Regions from separate parts of the Homo sapiens genome. Here region 1 is linked to region 2. Evidence: chromatin loops called from intact Hi-C (ENCODE). Cell type or tissue: Caco-2. All regions are shown on one strand. Each heading gives the region's core, and the rest is flanking DNA. Links, peaks and the distances in the headings are about the cores only. Region 1 overlaps TACR3-AS1 (TACR3 antisense RNA 1). Region 2 overlaps TACR3 (tachykinin receptor 3).

Evidence for each region. A loop is a pair of places that touch in the nucleus more often than their neighbours do. Peaks named below come from ENCODE experiments on the same cell type or tissue, not always from the same donor. Only the 100,000 strongest peaks of a DNase experiment are listed, where the experiment ranks them.
Region 1: it touches region 2 in a loop (5-fold over the local background); 1 of 110 quality-filtered maps calls a loop at or near these places.

Annotation. Positions count from the first base shown.
Region 1 is chr4:103,562,840-103,572,271 of GRCh38, forward strand. The region is part of intron 2 of TACR3-AS1 (TACR3 antisense RNA 1); the gene reads left to right. It also overlaps the pseudogene DDX3P3. Among named protein-coding and RNA genes, the nearest start is that of TACR3-AS1, 19 kb to the left of the region's middle. In Caco-2, for the core only: no CTCF peak of the experiment used is centred there; no DNase peak of the experiment used is centred there.
Region 2 is chr4:103,620,403-103,629,834 of GRCh38, forward strand. All of the region lies in intron 3 of TACR3 (tachykinin receptor 3), which reads right to left. TACR3-AS1 (TACR3 antisense RNA 1) reads left to right here. Exons shown (of 5, transcript NR_186501.1): 5 at 3,879-4,049. Among named protein-coding and RNA genes, the nearest start is that of TACR3-AS1, 76 kb to the left of the region's middle. In Caco-2, for the core only: no CTCF peak of the experiment used is centred there; a DNase peak (open chromatin) is centred at 5,579.

The DNA of each region.
Region 1 (9,432 bases), core at 399-8,398, 58 kb before region 2:
TAAATAAGACATGGAGAAAGAAAAAAAGCAAGAGAAAAATGAAATGTTAAAGAATTGGAAAGGAAGAAATGAAATTGTCACAATTTGCAGATGACTGATGCTGTTTGTAGAATACCCTAAAGAATCTATGGACATATTTTCAGAACATATGAGTGAAGAAGCAAGTCATCCAGATTCAAGATGAACATACACACATCAATTGTGTTTCTATATACCAGAAGAGATAGGATAAAATTAAAAATTCATATAAAATCAATATAGCATCTGAAATGGAGTATTATGAATAATTTAATTACTTCTACACAGAAAACTTATCAGTCATTATTGGGGAGAATAGAAAACCTAAGTAAATGGACATATATATAGTGGTTGTGAATTAAAAACTCAATATTGTTTTTAATGTCAACTTTGCTCAAATTTATTCTTACATTCAATGCAATCTCATTCAAAGTTGATCAGATTTTCTTGTTGAGAATGCAAAGCTAATTCAAAACTTTGTAGAACTCAGAATAGCCAAGACAGTCTTTACGAGGTAAAAGAAAAGAGTTGGAAGAGTTTCACTAACACATTAGTACTTTACTATACAGTTACAGTAATCAAGACATTGTGATAATGAAACACAAACAAACAGACCAATGTAATAAAATAGCATCCAGAAAAACACCTGCACATCTTCATACTGCCACCTGATTTAAAACAAAATGCCACTTCAATACAGTGGGAGAAAAGCTGGTCTTTTAAATAAATTATGTTCGAGCAATTAAATATGTGCAAAAAATGAATTTTGATACCTATCTCACATTATACACAGAGATTATTTTGTACAGAATGTAGATCTACATGTCAAAAGTAAAACAATGACTATTCTAAAAGAAATCCAAGAAGAATATCTTCATGGGTTTTGGGTAGGCAATTGTTTATTTGGAGGACACTGTACTAACCATAAAGGAAAAGATTGGTAAATTGTAGTACATTAAAATTGAGAACTATTGTTCATCAAAAGATATCACTCAAATGTCAGAAAATTCAGGTGACAGAGTGGAAGACTATACTTAAATGTATATAACTGATAAAGCATTCATACTTAAAAAATATATATATAAATATTCTACATATCAATTAGAAGAAAAAAGTAATCCAATTTAAAAAAAATGAGCAAAAATGTTAAGTGCTCACAAAAGAATAGCTCCAAATGGCCAATAAATATTTAAAAGGTGCTCAACTTTGATCATCAAATGCCATAGGTGTAGTAAGTGTTTTAAAAAGTGAGTAACCTTGTACAATAAGTGTTTTAAAAGGTGATCCACCTTAAGCGGCAATACTTGTTTTAAAAGGTGAGCAACTTTAAAAGGTGCTTAGCTTTGGTCATCAGTAAAATACAAATTTAAACAACAATGTAATTTTTTACACACCTGATAAGATGGCTAACATAGAAAATTACAGCAATACAAAGGTAATTGAAGATGTGGAGCCATTGGAATTTCATATGGTGTTAGTGGAAGTGTAAATTATTGCAACCACTTTTGAAAACTGGCAATACCTACTAAAGCTGAACATGCATATTTCCTACAACTCTATGACCTATGCATCTAAAACCTAGTATAAGACTATTTCATAGCATCACTGTTGGTAATAGTCCACATTAAAAACACCTCAATTCCCATCAACCATAGATAAAAGTATGGCATACACATACAATGGAGTACTATATAGCATTAAACTAACATAAAAATTTCAAATCTCACACAGAAAAGGAAGTTCAAAGCAGTTACTTTTAAATGTTAAAGTCTTGAGTCCAATGTTGAATTTTATTTTTGGTGAAAAGTTGGATTTGACATACTCTTATAACCTAAAATCATCAAGCACTTTCTATTGTCATATATGTTATACATTGGGGATAGTGTAAAGGGGAATAATTTTGGAGAAAAATGCTCAATACCTATTTCTGATAAATGTTTTGTTTAAGTGTTATACACAAGTCCATGGAGAAAATCATGTTTCATAATAAAATTATCTTCTTCTTGTTAACAAAAGTTTATTAGATACATGTTACTGAATGTAAATGGGCTAAATGCCACAATTAAAAGGCACAGAGTAGCAAGCTGGATAAAAAACCAATACCCAATTGTATGCTGTCTTCCAAAGACCCATCTCACATGCAATGACACCTATAGGCTTAAAATAAAGAGATGAAGGAAAATCTCCAAACAAATGGAGAACAGAAAAAAACAGGGGTCACAATCCTAATTTCAGAAAAAACAGGCTTTAAGCCAACGGAGATCAAAAAGGATACAAAAGGGCATTACGTAATGGTAAAGGGTTCAATTCAACTGGAAGATCTAACTATCCTAAATATATGTGCACCCAACATAGGAACATCCAGATTCATAAAGCAATTTCTTAGAGACCTTCAAAGAGACTTAGACTCCCACACAATACTAGTGGGAGACTTCAACACCCCACTGACTAGACAGATCATCAAGGCAGAAAATTAAGAAAGACATTCAGGACCTTAACTCAGCACTGGATCAAATGGACCTGATAGACACCTATAAAACTCTCCACTCCAAAACAACAGAATATACATTCTTCATTCATCAATATACATTCATCACCACATGGCACATACTCTAAAACTGACCACACAACCAGACATAGAACAATCCTCAGCAAATAAAAAAGAACTAATATACCAACCATTCTTTTGGACCACAGTGCAATAATATTAGAAATCAAGACTAAGAAAATTGCTCAAAACGATACAATTACATGGAAATTAAAAACCTGCTCCTGAATGACTTTTGGATAAATAATGAAATTAAGGCAGAAATTAAGAAGTTCCCTGAAACTAATGAGAACAAAGATAAAACATACCAGAATCTCTGGGACACAGCTAAGACAGTGGTAAGAGGGAAATTTGTAGCACTAAATGCCCACACCTGAAAGTTAGAAAGATCTCAATTTAACAACCTAACATCACAAATAAAAGAACTAGAGAACCAACAGCAAACCAATCCCAAAGTTAGCAGGAGAAAAGAAATAACCAAAATCAGAGCTGAACTGAAGGAGATTAAGATGTGAAAAACCATTCAAAAGATCAATAAATTCAGGAGTTGGTGTTTGAATAAGATAATAAAATAGGCCACTAGCTAGACTAATAAAAAAGAAAAGAGTTAAAATCCAAATAAACACAATTAGAAATGACAAAGGGTATATTATCACTGACCACACAGAAATATAACTGTCAGAGACTACTATTTTCCAAAAATGTAAAATGTATAGCATTTGTATAACAGCTCAAAAGTGTAAGGCAAGTTAAATTCTGTTTCAGCTGTTTAAAATTGCATATTAAGTTGCTTTACTGTGATTCCAAGCACCTTGACATGAGAAATGGTACTATGACTTTCGTATATTTCTACACACTTGTAGTGAGCCTTAAGCCTAGTTTGAGAGATATGCTTTAAAATAGCCAATAAGATTACAACTTAGTCAAATAAGTTGTGAAGACTTTATCTCTTACATGCTTCTTATTTATAGATTTTTTGTGCTATTATTTAACAAATAGATTATGAACTAGATGCTGAAAAGGAAGTTATGCAATTTCTGTTCAATCTGTTTTTTAAAAAAACTGTCTAGCAATTAAATGATCTGAGTGAATTGGAGTTTATGATTCTAATTTTACTTTTCTGTGTTGTCTCCTGATTTTTTTGAGAAGCCAACTGAACGGTTTGATAGTAGTTTATATTATTGTGTAGGTAGTATATTCTAGGAGATGTTTAGAAATTTAAAACTCATTATATCTAGTTTAATTCCTAATATCTCCACGAAATAGCTAATGGGATTTGAATAATGGCCTGTATAAATCATACATTTATGCTTTAATTATTGCATTACTTTAATTCATTCATTTGTTCTTTTAGCCATTATATATTATTTTCCCATTATGTGTCTAGCATGGCTGTAGATACTGAGATTGCAGTGGTGAATAAGCCAATCAAGGCATTGACTCTCCCCAGTTTCCAGCCTGGTAGAGGGCAAAAATATCAAGTAAATGAGTAAGTAAGTAAACAGATAACAGATGGCAATAAATGTATGAAGAAGATTAAAAGGTGATATGATATAGATAAGGACATATAGCTAAGAGGAGCTCTTGTTTTAACTGAGATCTGAATGATAGTAATTAACTAGCCATAACAAGATAAGAAGAAGCCCCTTTTCAGGCAGAAAACACAGCTAGTGTAAAAAGCCAAAGACGAAAATCAGTTTATCCTGTTCCAGGGAAACGAGAAGTTGAATGTGCTTGAAATGAGTGGGTAATGTGAAGCATAAGGCAAGATAAGTTAAGGAGGCAGGCAGAATTAAATGATTTAAGACTTTATAAGCTAGGGAAAGAATTCATATCTTAAGCGTAATGGAAAACTACTAGAGTTTTTAAAAATGTCTTTTATGTAAACAGTGAATTGTTCACGGTAAAAGTAAAGGCTGAGAGTTCAGCTAGGGTGTCCCTGTAGCGATTCTGATGAGAGATAACATTAGGTAAACATAGAAGGTAATGCAGATGGAGAGAAGCAGATAGTTTGGGATTATGTTTTTGAGGCAGAGTTGAAAAGGCTTTCAGACTGATTAGATGTGGGTAAGAGAGAAAAATAAGAAAGAGAATTTATCTGCTTAAACAGCTTATTGAATGATAGCACCATGTATTAAGATGCAGATCAGAGGAAAAATTAGTTTTGGGGTGTTATGACCACTTCCTATTCATCCCATTGGTGAAGGAGGAATCTCGTGCCCAAAATTATAGGAGATGTTCAAGCACACAACCCCTGACACTGGACAGATGAGATCATCCAGCCACAACACACTGCATGCTGTGAAGGGCCACACAGGTGTTGCACTCAGGAGCTGAGTGAACTGGGCTGTGGGAGGCAGGCTTTGTTAGTAATGGGAGGGTGAGATGTCCCCTGGTTCCTGCAGAAGGATTGGATTGCTTTGCTTGAGTAATTGTATGGGTTGGCCGGGAGATTAAACCTGTTAGGTTGAGGACAGGGTAGAATGCAACAGCTGACGGAAGAACTAGCTGGGCAGAGAACATTTCCTACTGAGTAGGGGCATATCTGGTGACAGCAAGAGAACTCACAGATAGGCCTTTCGGGCCCTGTAAAGTTAAAAATGTCAAGGCAGCACTTGAAAGTTTAGGTCTTACCCTACGTCGGGGAAATTAAGGTCCCTTTGGCCATGTTACATTTGAGATGACTGTAAAGACTGCATCGAAGTGGAGACATCATGTTGTATATGTAAGTCTGAAACTGTGAGACATCAGAATTGGAGGTAAAGATTTAGGCGATAAGGACATTTAACATCATGGGACTGAGTAGAAGAATGTGTAGATAGAGAAGAGAAAAGGTTGAGCTTTAGATGCGTTTCAACATTGAGAGTTGGAGCAGAGGAAAGGGAGCATCAAGGAGACTTGGAAGAGTAGCTATTGAGGTAGGAAGAAAACCAGGAAGGCGAAGTGTTATGAGCTGAGAGAAGCATTCCAAGAAGGAAGTGATTATTTCTGACAAATGCTGCTGAGTTGTCATAGAAGGTAAGTAATCATCAGACCTGCAACGTGATAACCTTGACAAGAGAGTCTCTGTAGAGTTGTGGGAAATTGGATGTTCTTGGTAGGTACTTATTTATAGTTAGTTGAAACTAGTGGTGTCTGCTGGTCTGTAGCCTCTAGTTACTGTTTCCTGTTAATCGCACTATGTAAAAAATAATCTATGGAATCAAAGGCAAATTGATAAGCTCAGAATTCCATAGAAAATTGGCCTCATCTCCCTTTCACAAGTCAATGTAAGATTTTGTGAGCTGTTTTCTATCCAATAGTGCAATTGCTTATGGTCATAGGCAGGAGTATAACAAGCACCCCATGGCCCTGCCTTTCTGTCATGGCACACTCCATGATTGGTTATACTGGGGCCCTGCTAACCTACTTTATTTTCACAAACAAGACAAGCTCCCATCTCAGAGCACTGGCACATACTTTTCTCTCTGTCTGGAAACATAATCTCTTTTCTTCTGGATGATCTCAACTTTAGGATCACCTTAGGTTTCTTCTTAAATGTCCCTTTCTTAGGAAAGTCTTCCTGGTCTCATAAATTGGCTTATGTTTCCCTGCAATGCACTCTTATCCTGATTTTTCCCTTTACAACTCTTGAACGCATCTGCATTCCATGTTCATATAATTATCTGAGTACTATCTCCTTTACTCGACTATAAATTCTATGAAGTCATCTTCTCAATATATTTTATTCTTCACGGTATTTCTGGTGCTTGGCACAAGCCCTGGTGTAAAGGGAGTGAACAATAAATTATAAAAATAAAATAATAATAAATACCAGAGGGTTTTTCTTTGAGGGAGGTGGCAGACAGTTTATTAATTCTTTTTTTTCTTCTTTTTTATTTTATTTTTGTTACAGATGAAAACATTTACTTCAGACTGTTTACTACTGTTCGATTCTATTTTTCCTTTGATTTTCTCTTCTCAGTCATAAGTGGAAATGGAAGGGATTCATTCAAAGGTAGGGATAAGGACAAAATCCATTTCAATTAAAAAATTACCTTATGTATAGGATAAGATTATTGAAATGGAAACTATTCTGTTTATTAGTATTGCTTAACTTATTTGCTTCTGTGCTCAACTTCACTGTTTAAAAAACCTCATCGAACATCAAACTGTAATATCTACATAAAAATAGTTTTATTTCAGGAAAGCTACACTAGTTTATATATAGTTTCATAGTAAAATTTTATCTACTTTTGTTGTTATTTTTGCACTGCATATACTTTAAAATATTAATGACTAACAAACATGGGAAGATATTTTGTTAATGGAATAATGCTTCAGAGTTCTTTTTGTCATTCCGTGGTCAGTAATTACTTACCAGCAGTAGACAATGTTCTGAGACAGGGGATTGTCTACACTCCATACATAATCTTCATTTCAACTTTGCCCCTCACTCTGAACTTGGTGTCACTCAGTTCTTGATCTTTATATCTCCCCTCCCTGTACCTCAAGCCCTTTATCTCTCCACTCATACTTGACCCTTATTGTTTCCCACATTTCCCTCTCTGAACTGAAGTGGTAAGTCTCAGACATGAACTGAGCACATTGCTTTAAAAATTGTGGTAATAAAACAAAGCTGAATATTTCATCAAAAGCCTTCCTGAAATAAAAATGACTGCATTAGTATTGCTGGGCCAAAATGTTATGTACTAGCTTGTGTATATAGTAGAAATTAAAAAAAAATTTTTTTCATTGCTAATAATGATTCAGGAAACACACTGCACACCAAGTTTGATCTGACGTGTTACAGTTAGGAAAGGCTTTGATCATTTGTAATCAGATTAGTGTCCAGTCAAATGACTTTGATGGCTGGCTGAGAGAATCTGAGAAGAATGCGAGGAAGACATGAGAATGTCTTTATTTGTGTGAATCTAAATTGATATTATAAAAGGTAACTGGCTCTGCCTTGCAGAAGAAATTTTTCAGTTGGCATTGTCAAATCTCAAGATAGTTTTATTGGTGCCTGATGATATACCATTAGCTTTCTTAACTTCGAAAGTTATTTAGCAGTTAGTGGAAAAAAAATTGTGTATTACTTAGGCTTCCTTGTTCCTGCATACTCTGTTCTCTGTGCTTGCCTTTTTTCTCCTCTTCAGATAATTTGTATTTATTCTTTAGGATTCAGCTCAAGCATCTCTTTGTGAAAATTATTCCCTGTTTATCTCTTCTTTCCTACCAATTCTTTGACATAGGCAGAGGTCCTCTCCCCAACCTGCTCTCATGGCACTCTCTCTCTCTATATATATTCTTTGATAATTTATTATATTGTAGTGAAATTATTTGTTCACAAATGTAACTGGAGGTTAACTTGCATTTTGATGGTTCAACAAGATAGATTCATCAAGGATAGATGCAATATTAATCAAGTCTGTCAGGCATAGATTAGAATTTTTATCCAAGGAACAATATATAAAAAATAAATAAATGAAAATGACTATATAATAATACTTATTCTTTCATAAGTTCTCAAATTTGTCTTTCCATGTAGGAAGACAATATACTAGTCAGTATTCTGATATTTTCTCCAGTTTCTGGGAACTTTGTTAATATTGCTTAACTATCTTAATTTGGAATCAATACTGGGACACCCTAAGGCTTAGAATAAGAACCAGAACTGGGGTTAATTGATCATGGTAACCAGGCTTCATACAATGTCTAAGCATTCATCTGATCAGCCTCTTCTCTGAAAACACTATGTGCTTTAAAACACATAGAGGTGGGCCAGGTAGTGGCTCACGCTTGTAATCCCAGCACTTTGGGAGGCCGAGGCAGGTGGATCATGAGGTCAGGAGATTGAGACTATCCTGGCTAACACGGTGAAACCCCGTCTCTACTAAAAATACAAAAAATTAGCTGGACACGGTGGCGGGCGCGTTGTAGTCCCAGCTACTCAGGATGCTGAGGAAGGAGAATGGCGTGAATCCGGAAGGCAGAGCTTGCAGTGAGCCAAGATCACGCCACTGCACTCCAGCCTGGGTGACAGAGCAAGGCTCCATCTCAAAAACAAAACAAAACAACAACAAAAAAACACTTATAGGTGGTAGTTCATCTACTTCAAAACTACTACACGAAATGCATAATGTCTACTCTTTAAAGATTAAAACATCAGAACGCAAAACACTTGTTTGTTTCCTAGGGTTATTATGATAGTCATAGATGGATAAACATAGCATTTACTTCAAGTTCATGTGGCTGCATCTCAGAAACTATTAGTTAAAGCCATGGGTAGGTTCTAGAGTCAAACTACCTGGATGCAAAGCTTAGTTTCATGAGTAGCAAACTGTAGTTTGGGCAGGATGCTTAAAATTTCTGTTCTAATTTCTTCATTTATAAGATTGGGATAATACTCTAGTTCATTAAGTTGTGTTTAATAAGCCATGTATGACTTTCAAAATACTGACTAAATGCTTAAGTTGGTAATATGAGGTGTGAGGCTGATTAAAGATAATAAATTATATTTGGCAAAATAAATGTTAACTTTTAACAACTCTTACTAAACTGAACATAGTTGTTTTGCCTTCTTACACATATTTTCTGTTAAAGACAGATAAAATAGAGCTACAGTTCTTTCATGAGAGGGCCTTCGCAGTGAAACAAACATATTAGCTCAGCAGTGGAAGACTCCTGGGTACTCTTCAGGGATGAGTCATGTGGTGATTGAAAATGTGCTTGGGCTGGACCAGCAGTTTGCTGGCCTAGACCTGGCCTATTCAGATAATCAGAGTGGGGGAAGTACAGCCAGCAAAGGGCACTATATCCCTTTTCGTTGAGGAACAGAGCAGCTACTAAGGATTCTACCATAAAGACAGTTTAGGGTGGCGTTC
Region 2 (9,432 bases), core at 1,049-9,048:
TGGGTACACCAAAGAAAATAAATCATTCTACCTAAAAGACACATACGTTCATCACTGCATATTCATTCACAATAGCAAAGACATGTGATCAACCCTGGTACCCATTAATGATAGAGTACAATTTAAAAAATGCCCATATACACCTTGAAATACTATGCAGCCATAAAAAAGAGGGAAATCATGTCCTTTGCAGGGACATGGATGATCCCGGAGGTCGTTATCCTAAACAAACTAATGCAGGAATAGAAAACCAAATACCACATGTTCTTGCATATAAGTAGGAGCTAAACATTGAGCACACATGGACATAAATATGGGAACAATACACATCGTGGACTACTGGAGGGTGGGGGTGGATTTAAAAAACTACCCATTGAGCACTATGCTCACACCTGGGGGATGTGGATTCATACTCCAGACATCAACTTCACACAATATTCCTATACAACAAATCTACACATGTACTTGTCTCTAAAATAAAAGTTAAATTTTAAAAAATAAAGATTCCAAGGAAACAGATTCATTCATTAATCTTATAAGCATTTATACCATTCTTGAATTATGTACCTTGTGAGTTGTTGAATATCTAATGCTAAGGCATAGACCCTGCTCTTCAGTTTGGTAAAATTTCTTGGAACAGATAGCTAAACAAAAGAACATTACTTATATAATGTTGTATGCCACATGCTAGAGTTTTCCATGTGGTATTGTGGAAGCTCAATGTGAAACACTGAGGAAGTGGAGATATTGAAGAGTCCTTCTAGAAGAATAGCTGTCTGTGATGAGAGCAATTGAAAAGCAGTGGGGGAAAGCAGGGACGAGTCTTCTGATCACAGAAAATAAGGTAACCAAAACTCATGCCTCCTTCTAGTATTACGAATAGTTTCGCTGAGTGGGATGTACCATGTACTACAAGGTATGCTGATGAAGAAGCTGGGAGATAAGGATGGAGATGAGAATAGAGGGCCAATATGTGTTTACAGGTCAGAGAAACCATTAAAGAATTTTAATAAGGGTATTCATAAATTCAGATTTTAGATACTTTGAAGACAGTTTAGAATGGACTTCATTTGAGTGGAATATAAGATAGGCAGGAGGCTTTTTATAAATTCAGACAAAGAATTAGGTAGTTCTAAACAAGAATGGAGAAAAGGCTTAGGAAAGAAGAAAATAACTATATGAGTACATTTAGAGTTAATTTGAAGGTCCTTGTCATTCATTGAACATTGATTAAGGAAAGGGAAAAGTTATAGATTATTTCCAGATTTTTTGTCTGGACCACTGTACAGATATTAAGAATATTCTATAAAATGGAAACAGGCATTTCAGAGCAAAAATTATTATTTAGTTTTTACCAGCTTACTTTGAAGCGTCTACTACACATAGGTTTGGAGTGAGAGGTGGTTAATAAAATTTTAATCTCAAGCTCAGGGCCTAAACCTAGAGAAATCTAGATATGGGCATAATACAAATGTAGATTTGAAAGTAATTTTTAAGGGTGTTGATATCCTGGGAGATGAGATTATCCAAATGAGATCCTAAATGAAAGTATAAAAATATAAAGAATGGGACTTTGGGTAAAGAGTAGCATTTAAGTGGTTGTTAGAAGAAGAAAAGCCAAAAAAGTCTACTGAAGAGGAATGGTCTGCAGAGAGAAAGGACACCAATGCCATGGACAGGGAGACTTCTCGAAGGGGGAGTGATCAAAGGGTGTCTGTTCCTTCAGTCTAGCCAAGGACTGAATACATCCAATGAATTTAGGAACAAAGAAGTCAAAGGTAACTTTGGCAAGGGTGGTTTCAGTGGAATGGTGTGTTGGAAGCCACAGCGAATTAATCAAAGGTGTAAAAGATTGATAAGAGAAGCAGGCAAAGAGATGTGAGCATACTTACATTTTGAAGAGAGAACATGGTGAAGTAAAATAGGTCATGGTTCAGAAGACAGATGGTTTCATTGACGGAGGACTACTCTTGAGAAGGAAGTGCCAAGGATACAGAATATTGGTAATGAGTGGATGAAGGACATGAAAAGATAGAAATCAGTGAAAGGCCAGGCACGGTGGCTCACGCCTGCAATCCCAGCAGTTTGGGAGGCTGAGGCAGGCGGATCACAAGGTCAGGAGATCGAGACCATCCTGGCTAACACAGTGAAACCCCGTCTCTACTAAAAATACAAAATTAGCCAGGCGTGGCAGCGTGTGCCTGTAGTCCCAGCTGCTGGGGAGGCTGAGGCAGGAGAATGGCGTGAACCCGGGAAGCGGAGCTTGCAGTGAGCCGAGAGGCTTGATGAGGTGTTCAGAGTGAGTCTAGCCAAAAATATGTGGCCAATTGAACCTCCAACCCCCACATAAAAAAGAATCCAAAATTCAATACTAGGAATTATTCAGGTACCAGAGAAGAACTGCATTGCTGTGGAGTTATGGAGCTCAGTAGCAAGCAGCTATCAGACCCAGAGGAGACTAATGTCAAGGTGGTTGGATAAGGGCATTCACCCAATTTTAAGAAACTACACTTCCAAAAATAAAATAAAATGCATGTTAAAGTTCTACTCAAAATGAATCAGAGGGCAAAATTTAAAAGATGAAAATGCCACGAGGTCATTTCCTGGATCTACCTGTCCTCCAACTGGAGTATACCTACCTAATGTATTTAAAATAATGTACAAATTTAAATAACAAAGTCTTTAAAATATATATTTATCTTAAATCCTCCTCTTCACAGGAGGATTTAAGATACATTATTTTAAATATTGTATTATTTAAATCTTCCTGTGAAGAAGATTTAAAATAAATACATTAATGCTTTATACATGTATTTAAAATTTATACAAATAAAACTATAAACTTTTTTCCACTCAACTATTGTAATCTGGTACTTTAGTTGGATCAAAATATATTTGCAAAGCTATATATTTCAGAGAGAAGAGAATCTGATTTATGCTGCTAAATCATGCAAAGATAGACACCCTGGGATTTTTCTCTATTTTTTTTTAATTAACAACTTCATATGCTGGAAAATAGTTTTCTGCTTATTTTATGGCAAAATTTATTTTGGCTTGTAATCATAGACTATAACAGCCATGTTTGTGCCATATAAAAATTTGATAACATGACTATAGCAAAACGTATCTGAACTATATGTCCCATTTTAGGTTATGAGACTTAAGGAGGGTGTGGGTTAAATCCTTTATTTTTGAATCACTTGCCCAAGACTGCCTAAATCCTAGGCAGTCTTATAGGAAGACCAGAGAGCAATAGAAACTGAATTTTAAGGCATAGGGTCTCCCATTCAATGTATTACAAGTGATCCCTAAATAAATGTAAGTTGATTTACTTATTGCCTCACAGTACTGGATTCAGAGGTCTCTATGCATAGTCCTTCTTGCAAAAATTTCTTGCTTGGTAATGAAATTTTCTAGGAGATGCTCCAGGAAATCTCACAGCTAGAAGGTAGACTCGTTTTCGGATGATGGAGACCTGGCTTATATTCTGAATAATGTAAATAAAACAGTGACTTCTAGTTCTCCAGGGTATTTTGTTTTAAAGTAAAACACACTACCTTGTTCAATCTAGGTTAACTGTGGCATATCAACCTTTCACTATCACTCATCAGTTTTTAATTTCTAATGAGAAACTTTATATGAAGAGAATTATTTCATACTTGATTGTCTGCCTTTTAATCCACACGGGTAACATTTGAAGGACCCGTTGCTTATTCTAATTAATATTTGAGTTCCTATTCCCTTTAGGTATGCAATTACTGTTTTCTGTGTTGTTCTCATGTCTTTTATGATGCTGTTTTTCTTTGCAGATTTAGTATACAAAGCATGTATGTTCCTTTAGGGTGTTAGCAAAAATAATTTTCCTTGTCTGGGCTTAGATGGTGCAGCAAGAGGCTTTAGAAATTCCTGTTGCAGAGATTTATATAAGACTGCCACATCTTACTGGAGAATGATGAAATAATGAAGCAGAAATAATCTGAAGATAATACCTGAGAATCAAAAGGGATAAAGTAATCACAGTGCATTATTCCACTAGTTCTAAATGTTTTCAAATAAAAAAAGATTAAAGACAGGCTTGAGAGGCATACAAATGATTTCGACAAAGCCATAAATTTGAAAATATGCTGAGTAAAGTATATAGGTGTATAGAAAATCATAGCACTTTGGAATTTACAACTTAAGCAAAGTAGTAGAAGAAAGTCTCCCCGAAATCTTTGTTGAAATGAAATACAAATGAAAATAGTATTAGAAAGAAATCTGAAGAGATTTACAGCATGTAATTGGAATTACAGAAATAAAGCATTTGTGTAACATGGTTTGTAAGACAAAACATTATTTTTCTATTTGTAATTCCCTTTTGACTTGAAGGAGAGTGAAATGTGGGTACATGGAGAATATTTTGTTTTTTCTGAATAGGGTAACAGATGTGGGTAGGTATTTGGAAGTTTGGAATCATTTGAATTATAGGAAGAGGGCTACAGTTTGAATTGTCAGAACAATTCTAAATTTGTCTTTAAAAAGTGTGGGTGAATGGTCTTTCTGGATCAGAGAAATGGATCAAGGGGGAGCAGCAAGACAGGGAAAGGTAGAGAGGGAGAAGAAAAGAGAGAAGGAGATTAAAAAAGAGAGAAACACGCAATTGCCTCAGAACTGACTTCAGAAGAAATGTTGAAAGGAATTTTATGCCGTGAGAGACAAATTATCCTTTTGGACTCATCTACAAAATCCTCAGTAAATTTACATTTTTCATTAAGGACATATGAAAAAATTAAAAAAGTTATATACATGGAGGCTGCTAAAATCTGGTTTACATAGGCAATGATAAATGAAAACAATATTACTGGGAATTGAATGGTATAAAACGTGTAAGGACTATGAGACATTTACAGAGTGCTCTCTTGGTGGGAAGTAGGTGTTGTGCTAGGCACATTAAAAACTTGGTCCCTTGTTACAAAGATTATGTACAAATGAAAAGGTGAAATAATTTTGAAATGAACTGTTTCCTGTAAGGCAAGGATAGACAAAAGAGAAGTAGAAATGCAAGGGAAAGTGGAAAAAAAACTGCCAAGTAGGGATGAACAAAAGGAGTAAAATATTCAAGTCAGGCCAGCAGAAAAATACTTTCCTCAATTTTCTTTCAGCTAAAGAATAAACGAGTTAGAATGATATGGGAGTAGGGGGTGGGGGGTTGTAATTCTACCTTTATTTAGTAGCACTCTCACTTGCCATGAAACCTGTATCTTCATATTAGAGCAGAATTCATCCTTGGTGCCAGGAAGCTCCCGGAATCTATGAGGTGACTTGGATCAAAGAGATCAATATCTAAAGACTTTAAATAACCTCTGTGTTATCTGCTGAACTATGTCCTCCTAAAATTTTTTTGTTGAAGTCCTAACCCCCAGTACCTTACACTGTGACAGAATTTGAAGATAGGGCCTTTAAAGAGGCAATTCAGGTAAAATGAGATCATACACCTGGTCTGTAATCCAAAAATAACTGTGCTTTTATCAGAAGAGATTAGGACACAGACCTGAAGGGAAGGCCACATGAAGATCCCAGAGGGATGGAGCCTTTTACAAGCCAAGGAGAGAGGCCTCGGGAAAAATCAACCCAGCCTACATTTTGATCTTGGACTTCTAGCCTCCAAGACAGTGGAAAAATAAATGTCTATAGTTTAAGCCACCCAGTCTGTGATACTTTGTTATGGCAGCTCTAACAAACTATCATTTTTACCTTTCCCTCCCTATCACCTCATCACCCTCTAAATCATATGGGACAGATGTGAACTGACGTTTGTATTGTTATTCAACCTAGGTAGATCCATGTTGAGTCATATACATGTGTAATTTACATAGGTGCTTCTGTGGCTGAAATTACTAATCTAATCTGGTATCTTTTACCAATTACATCCATCAGAGAGAGCCTGGTCATATGTCACCTCTGGATCTTAGCTGTCAACCAAAAGGACGCTAAGACAAAAAAGCCTGTCCTTTATGTGGGCTTTTATTATTATTGTTATTTTTTTTTGACGAATTTTTGTGTTTAGGAAAAAGACGTATAGCTGGTGTAACCAGCTAAGGGCCTGGGGCAGAATGGGAGGCTTGCAGGAATGTGTGTCGGTTAGCAAATATGCCATGGAGATTTGCAACACTTAAGCCTGCGTGTAGTCCTTGCTATTCATCATTCTGTTAACTGCACCTCTCTAGTAATTATTTTACATGGCCAGGTAATTTATATTTGATGTTGATAAATATAGTCCTACAAAACATTGAAGTAGTTTTCTCCGGTATGAAAGAAAGCAGGCATTGTGTTTGTTGTTGTTTTCAGTATAGTTTAAGGTTAAGGGAATTTGTAACTTTATAATGAGTAATAAATGCATGGTATAATTTCTTTTTACTGATTAGAATTTTTAGTTTACTGCATACTGTATCAGTAATCTATATAATATAAAGTTTCCAAAGGTCCCTATGTATTGTTTTAATTGTGGTGGGGCCGAGCGCGGTAGCTCACACCCGTTATCCCAGCACTTTGGGAGATTGAGGTGGGCGGATCACGAGGCCAGGAGTTGGAGACCAGCCTGGCCAACATAGCAAAACCCCATCTCTGTGAAAAATAAATAAAAAAAAAAAATTAGCTGGGCGTGGTGGCAGGCACCTGTAGTCCCAGCTCCTTGGGAGGCTGAGGCAGGAGAATCACTTGAACTCAGGAGGCGGAGGTTGCCGTGAGCCGAGATCATGCCATTGCATTCCAGCCCAAGTGACGGTGTGAGACTCCGTCTCAAAAAAAAAAAAAAAAAAAAAAAAAAAAAGTCTAGGTATTAAAGTTGTGCTAATTCTTCCTTGGTGGTTCATACCTGTAATCCCAGCACTTTGAGAAGCCAGGGTGATGGATCACCTGAGGTCAGGAGTACGAGACCAGTCTGGCCAACATGGTGAAACTGTGTTTCCATTAAAAAAAAAAAAAAAAAAAAAAAAAGCTGGGCATGGTGGTGTGCACCTATAATCCTAGCTACTCAGAAGGCTGAGGCATGAGAATCACTTGAACCTGGGCGGCAGAGGTAGCAGTGAGCCAAGACTGCTCCACGGCACTCCAGCCTGGGCGATAGAGCAAGACTCGGTCAAAAAAATAAATAAATAAATAAATTTTTAAAAAAAGTCTTGGTAAAGGGATCAATTCATCAAGAAGAGCTAACTATCCTAAATATATATGCACCCAATACAGGAGCACCCAGATTCATAAAGCAAGTCCTTAGAGACCTACAAAGAGACTTAGACTGCCACACAATAATAATGGGAAACTTTAACACCCCACTGTCAATATTAGACAGATCAACAAGACAGAAGGTTAACAAGGATATCCAGGACTTGAACTCAGCTCTCCACCAAGCGGACCTAATAGACATCTGCATAACTCTCCACCCCCATATCAACAGAATATACATTCTTCTTAGAACCACATCACACTTATTCTAAAACTGACCACATGATTGGAAGTAAAGCACTCCTCAGCAAACGTAAAAGAACAGAAATCACAACAAACTGTCTCTCAGACCACAGTGCAATCAAATCAGAACTCAGGATTAAGAAACTCACTCAAAACTGCACAACTTCATGGAAACTGAACAACTTGCTCCCGAATGACTACTGGGTAAACAATAAAATGAAGGCAGAAATAAAAATGTTCGTTGAAACTAATGAGAAAAAAGACACAAGGTACCAGAATCTCTGGGACACATTTGAAGCAGTGTGTAGAGGGAAATTTACAGCACTAAATGCCCACAAGAGAAAGCAGGAAAGACCTAAAATCAACACCCTAACATTACAATTAAAAGAACCAGAGAAGCAAGAGCAAACACATTCAAAAGCTAGCAGAAGGCAAGAAATCACTAAGATCAGAGCAGACCTGAAGGAGATAGAGACACAAAAAACCCTTCAAAAAATCAATGAATCCAGGAGCTGGTTTTTTGAAAAGATCAACAAAATTGATGATAGACTGCTAGCAAGACTAATAAAGAAGAAAAGGGAGAGGAATCAAATATACACAATAAAAAATGATAAAGGGGATATCACCACTGATCCCACAGAAATACAAACTACCATCAGAGAATACTATAAACAACTCTACACAAATAAACTAGAAAATCTAGAAGAAATGGATAAATTCCTGGACACATACACCCTCCCAACACTAAACCAGGAAGAAGTCAAATCTCTGAATAGACCAATAACAGGCTCTGAAATTGAGGCAATAATTAATAGCCCACCAACCAAAAAAATCCAGGACCAGATAGATTCACAGCTGAATTCTACCAGAGGTACAAGGAGGAGCTGGTACCATTCCTTGTGAAACTATTCCAATCAATAGAAAAAGAGGGAATCCTCCCTAACTCATTTTATGAGGCAAGCATCATCCTGATACCAAAGCCTGGCAGAGATAAAAAGAATTTTAGATCAATATCCCTGATGAACATCAATGCAAAAATCCTCAATAAAATACTGACAAACTGAATCCAGCAGCACATCAAAAAGCTTAACCACCACAATCAAGTCAGCTTCATCCCTGGGATGCAAGGCTGGTTCAACAGACACAAATCAATAAATGTAATCCATCGTATACACAGAACCAATGACAAAAACCACATGATTATCTCAACAGATGCACAAAAGGCCTTTGACAAAATTCAACAGCCCTTCATGCTAAAAACTCTCAATAAACTAGGTATTGATGGAATGTATCTCAAAATAATCAGAGCTATTTATGACAAACCCACAGCCAATATCATACTGAATGGGCAAAAACTGGAAGCATTCCCTTTGAAAACTGGCACAAGACAAGGATGCCCTCTCTCAACACTCCTATTCAACATAGTGTTGGAAGTTCTGGACAGGGCAATCAGGCAGGAGAAAGAAATAAAGGGTATTCAATTAGGAAAAGAGGAAGCCAAATTGTCCCTGTTTTCAGATGACATGATTGTATATCTAGAAAACCCCATTGTCTCAGCCCAAAATCTCCTCAAGCTGATAAGCAACTTCAGCAAAGTCTCAGGATACAAAATCAATGTGCAAAAATCACAAGCATTCTTATACACCAATAGCAGACAAACAGAGATCCAAATCATGAGTGAACTCCCATTCACAATTGCTACAAAGAGAATAAAATACCTGGGAATCCAACTTACAAGGGATGTGGAGGACCTCTTCAAGGAGAACTACAAACCACTGCTCAATGAAATAAAAGAGTACACAAACAAATGGAAGAACATTCCATGCTCATGGGTAGGAAGAATTAATATCGTGAAAATGGCCATACTGCCCAAGGTAATTTACAGATTCAATGCCATCCCCATCAAGCTACCAATGACTTTCTTCACAGAATTGGAATAAACTACTTTATAGTTCATATGGAACCAAAAAAGAGCCCACATTGCCAAGA